Linked DNA regions of Homo sapiens: region 1 is linked to region 2. A link is a contact called in ENCODE Hi-C or POLR2A ChIA-PET data. All regions are on one chromosome and are shown on one strand. Each heading gives the region's core, a stretch centred on a gene start or an enhancer-like site at or near the end of the contact. The rest is flanking DNA. Distances are from core to core; before and after follow the strand shown. Region 1 has its middle 200 kb from the start of MIR128-2. Region 2 holds the start of ARPP21 (cAMP regulated phosphoprotein 21).

Region 1 (2,700 bases), core at 188-2,687, 310 kb before region 2:
CCAAGCTAAATCCTCCTGACCTAGAGGTCACAGCAACCCCTTTCCATCCCTCCTCTCCATGGAGGATTATACCTGACTGACAGAGGGCAAAAGGATAATTCCCTTACTAAGAGTGAGATCAACTCTGTGGAGCAATGCATGCTTCAGAGCTCCCCATGGTGTCTGGCTGAGGTTAGACCCCACCTGAGACCACAGGCTTGCTCAGCCCCTCCTGTTTCCCTCGCTGCCCTTCTCCAAGGAGAACCATCTTCAATAAACCATGTCTCAGCCTTCACTTCAGAGTAACTCAGCCAAAGACACACACACACACACACACACACACACACACACACACACAGTGGAAATACAGGAAAGAACAAAGAGCAAAGTTATCAACTTTCCCTAGACAGACAGGAATATGAATTTCCTCAAAGGAGGATTTGAAGGAGCTTTCTAGAATGAAGAAAGCCTATTTTCCCTTGAAGTCATGAGCACAGAAAGATGTATCCTGTAAAAATCTTAAAAGTTTATCAGCATCATTTTTAACAAGCCTCGGAAGCCCAGTTGTACCTGAGGCCTGCGAGTACTTGGAATTGCTCTATCTCTAAGGTGCTAGGCTGTCATTTCATCTAATGAGACAATCTGTATTTTCTAGGACTTTACACAGTAAGACTCTATAAATTCTGCATCAGGCAGACTGTGGAGCCATCTCTTAATGGCCCCAACAACTACCATTCCACTGTCTGGAATCTTCCAATATGAGATAATGTTGATAAACTGTACAGCTTTCTGCCAGCAATAAAACCAGAGAGCAAACAGAGTTTAAAGGCTGCAAGTAATTTCATTGCAGGCAAGGCCAGAGGACAGAGAATGGAAAGAATGAAGAGGTCTCAGTGGCCTGTTTCTAGAAATGGGCTATGGGGTACCACATGCCCAACTCTCTTCAATCAGTGTCATCTTTGTAAATCAGAATTAATGGGCTCACCTCTCTTTCTCGAGCAGGTGGCAGTGCCCTCCTTTGTGGGCTGACATGCCTAGAGTAGAGGCTGATGCCATCTGGACTGCTGCCAGGTAATCACATTGTTGCTGAGATTGGACCACAAGGCAATTAGCAGGGCTCTCCACAGTAGCTTTGTGTATGCCACAGCCCTCCTCATCAGTCCCTTCCTCATGCCTGACATGACAATATGCACTTGGCTACAATAATAATGAAGGGATGCAATGGACCAGTCCATCTGGTATGTTAGTAAAAATAAGACCAAGAAGGTCTCTGAATAGGTAACGGCACCAGTCAAAAGTAAAATGATAGTACTTGATGTCCAACGTCTAATTGAATATATTTCTAGATTTACACATTTTTAACAATAGGGGGCGTCAGGTCTCTATGTTGTCTGTGGTATTTATTGTGCTTCTTAAAACCCTGATTCCTTTCTGGCTTCATCACGTAGTTCCACAAGTGAAATTTGCACATGGGTGCTGTTACCAATACCTTTTATTGTCCTTGAGTAAGGTAAATAAAGACAAATCTGGCTGACAAAACCACAGGAGATTTCATGTATAGTATAGTTTCCTCAACACTGTAAGAGCAAGCACATGAAGGATCCCGGTTTATCTTTTAATAATAATTCTGAACAAGCTTATAACAAGAAAAGGAAATGCTCTTCCCACCTCAATTTTATTATTTATTTCTGAAAATAAGAAAATCCTTCATAGTCTGCATTACATTGGGAGAAGGGAATTTTATCTGAAAGTTGATGCAACCCAACTTTCTATTGCGGCTTTTCATCTCAAAGATATTTGCCTGCAGGAGCTTCCTGTTTCTCATCTTCCAAATGCAACATCTATAGCGCCAAATATTTAAATTATATTAATCTTACTTGTACATTGACTGAGAGAGAAATAATTCGAGGCAGTGGAAGCATGTTATTGCTGGATATGAAATGTGGAATGGAACATGCTTTCACTATTAAGTCCTGGAGCCTTTTGACTGATACTTGAATATTGAACTCAGAAAATTCTCAGAAAACATGCAAGAAGGGATAAGAGGCCCATCTAGAAGAAAGTTCCATATTTAACATGTTAGCAGCCTATTTGAAATATAATCTTGGGTAAAGATGCATAACATGTAAAACCTCACTGTCTGCCCATTTTTACACTATTATGTAAATGGCTGATACTTCTTTAAAGAATGAAAACTTTAATACAGTGGAATCAAACTATAATACTGGCCCCATCAAAGGAGGAAGCATTAGTTTACTGGAGTCCTATTTCAAAAAATTCAATTAAAGTCTTTGGCCAAAACAGTTAAGCCCAAAGACAATTTAGTGACCACGAGGAAAAACAGAAGCTGTTCTTCTTAAAAGTTAGTTATTTTTCCCTCCCCACCCTCCTTTTCAAAATCAAACTCCAATTATTTTTTCCTGTAGTTTTTATCTGGCAGGACAGAGACCTCAGAGGTGGAATGACAAGGCCACACTGCTTTCTGGCACACCTAGGTAGGTGAGCAAAGCAGTCTGAACATTCACCTCCTGGGATGAGTGATGAAGTGATGAGTCAAAGTCTTCTCTTTGGAGTGACTTCATTCCCTCAGGTTTGGGTTCTCTGACCTATGAATCCCACAGTGGAAAAAATCAGCTGTCACCACCAACTCTTGACCCGGCTTTCCCCATGCATTTTTTTCTACTTTCTGGATCATTGTATTCAAGTGTTTTTTCTTAATAT
Region 2 (2,700 bases), core at 119-2,618:
TCTACAACCTGAGACAGAAAAGAGTAAATTGGCGATTGCAATGAAGCACAGATTTCATGCATGTAAAAATAAAACTGAACATCTTTTCTATTCTTCCCCTTGAGCCCTTTGGGACCTAGGACCCCAATCCTTCCAGGACAACAAACAGAGTATAACTTTCTACCTCTTCAATAGGTCTCTTTCAAAAAGAGCATTGCAAACTTTCTACCATAAAGCCTATACAAATCACTGTAGACTTCTCTGATGAAAATCATTGCCAACTTCCAGCTTTCCATTTCTGTCTTTTCTGGGGGAAGGAGCGTCCATCCCTCCTTGACGAAACATAAAAAACACAATACATGTATAACAACATCAGCTTTCTACAAACACGAAGAAGAAATACAGACAAGAAAAAATTCAAAAGAAACAGACAGATATATGGCAGAAAGAAAGAAGGAATTCTAAAAATCCACAAAAGGCGTGCAATGTTCACGTCGGAAGACCTTGATTATTACCTTGATCGAACTGTGGATATCCCCCCTGCGTCTTGGTGCCTTGATTGGTTTGATTTAGTTTTGGATTTTATTAATATTATTGTTTCTCAATGATTGATTTGGCTGGATTTGTTTGTTTTGGCTTTTGGCTTGGCTTTTGTTGTTGTTGTTGTTGTTGGGTTTGTTTGTTTGTTTTGTTTTTGGTCGATTTATTTAACTGCTAGTAAAAGGAGCTTTCTGCAGTGTCGGCTGGGATCCCACACAGCTGTGGCAGCCAGGGCTGCGGCGGCGGCTCGGTCGCGGCTTGTGTCCCCGCTGCCCCTGCTGCTGCTGGTCTCTGCTCCGGACGCGCTCAGAAGGTGCCACCGCCGCCTTCTCTGGCCGGCTGGCCGCCGGGAGTGAACGCGCCCCCGCCTCCTGTCTGCTCTTCTGTCCGTCTGCACGTCTGTCAGTCCGACCGTCTGTGGGTCCGACTAGCAGCTCGGCGCGGGATTCTCGCTTTGCTGCGCTCTGCTCTCAAAGCTGCCACTCTCGCAGGCTGCCAGTCTGTGCGCTGGTCTGTCCGTCCGTCCGAATCCCTCCGTCCCACCAGCAATGCAGCGTCCCTCTTCCGGTCTTCTGTGCCCACAGTCCTCTCCCACTCTGTGCCCCTGGCCGCTTCGCTCGGTAAGAGGAGGGCGTGTGGAGGGAGGGAGCACGCGAGTGTTGCTGTCTATCTTTCTGTGTGCCTCTCCCTGCCTACTTAATGCTCTCGCTCTCTTTGCGTTCTGGTCTCCCTCTCTCAGGCTGTCTGACTGCTCCCACCTGTCCGTAGCTCTGCCAGTCCCACCCCTAGCCAGCCAGCCTCGGTCGATCCCTCGGTCCCGTTCCTCCAGCTTGGCCGCCTCCGTCGTCTGCCCCTCCGCCGGTCCGTGCCCTCCCACGCGGCTGGCACTGCCGCCGGGGGCGGCGCCCGGCTCCTCCCCGCAGCTCCGGATGCGTCCGGTCCCCGCCCGGGCTGAGGGCAACGCGCGTGTTGCACGTGGCTCCACAGCTGCTCTGGCCGGAGACCCCGGGCCCCAGACCCGCCACACCCGGGAGGTGGCGGCAGCCGGACGCCTGCCAGTGTCGCCGCCTCTGCGCCACTGGGAGCATCCAGAACTGGCCCATCCAGAGTGATGGCACCTGCTGGGTGCGCCGGGCGCCCGCGGTACCACTCATTCCCTGGGCCGTTCTCCGCCAGCCCTAAGGCTGGAGACAAAGCGCATGAGCCACGCGCAGCAGCGTGAGCATCATTAATCAGAAAGAAAACTGGCACGTTGCCCCCTGCCCCGCCACACCGCCTCCCTGCTCCCAGCGAGCAGGCATGTATTCTCTCTTGTCCCCCGTGCCCAGGCCCTCCAGCGTACCCGTCTCGGGGGCGCCCCTGGACTCCTGGGGACTCTTGACGAAGCCTTGTTCCACTCCCTCCACCGCTCACTCTCCAGGCCAACTCTGCAGAGACAATCCCACAATAATAACACCTCGCCCCACCCGAATGAATCCGTAGCCTCAGCGCTCTTGGAGATTCTTTGCTTTGAGCAAGACTGAAAGTCCGAACGTGCAGCACCAAGTGTACTCCCTGTGGGTGACTGCCCAGACCGCTGCCCACCTGATCGCTGATTTGGAATCACAGAGGTGCCACAGAAACCTGGGCAGGGTAGGACCTGGGGAAGGAACAGAGTTGACACCTGAAGAAATAAAAGCCTTGATTTTACCGCTTGTTCTAGAGATGCACTATTTTTATTGTCTGTAATTCATTGTTTTTTTTCATTGTCTCGGAGCACTCACTAACACACTACAAGGAAGGAAAAAAAAAAAAAAAGGAAAAGGCGTAGTGAAGGAGAGTGAATAAATTTCCGGAATTCCACCTACTCCTTCTGAGTGAATGTAGAGCCTACTTTTCCAACATTATAGGTCACCAGCCAAGATATACCACTCTAGCTTTCTGCTCCCAGCTGAGAGCAAGGCATTTGATTCTGGGCTTCTTTGCAAGGTTGTTATTAATGTGCAGCAAAATTATAGTTGTACACTCACACATGGAATTGCCAAAGCTCATTTTGACTATATCCAGCAATTCAGCTTCTGAAATGTAGACACTGAATAACTGTGTATCTGGCGAAATGAACGCCCCATCCCACAATAAACTGAAGAGGAGAAAATCAACTTTTACCAGTTGTAATTAGTAACCCCATGAATAGACAACAAA

The links. A loop is a pair of places that touch in the nucleus more often than their neighbours do. ChIA-PET counts read pairs that join two places held with the same protein, here RNA polymerase II (POLR2A).
Region 1: a map of dorsolateral prefrontal cortex shows a loop between it and region 2 (2.5-fold over the local background). The contact joins the enhancer-like site here to the promoter of ARPP21 in region 2. A Hi-C loop is called at or near these places in 1 of 168 maps with a recorded cell type or tissue (dorsolateral prefrontal cortex). POLR2A ChIA-PET finds 5 or more read pairs at or near these places in 1 of 52 experiments (activated CD8-positive, alpha-beta T cell).

What each region holds. Positions count from the first base shown.
Region 1 is chr3:35,945,373-35,948,072 of GRCh38, reverse strand. No RefSeq gene overlaps it. Among named protein-coding and RNA genes, the nearest start is that of MIR128-2, 200 kb to the right of the region's middle. Within about 2 kb of position 1,437, at least 2 of the 41 ENCODE cell types and tissues checked have a DNase peak (open chromatin) inside an H3K27ac peak, as active enhancers do.
Region 2 is chr3:35,638,193-35,640,892 of GRCh38, reverse strand. ARPP21 (cAMP regulated phosphoprotein 21) reads right to left here and starts at 1,368. Exons shown (of 21, transcript NM_001385562.1): 1 at 495-1,368.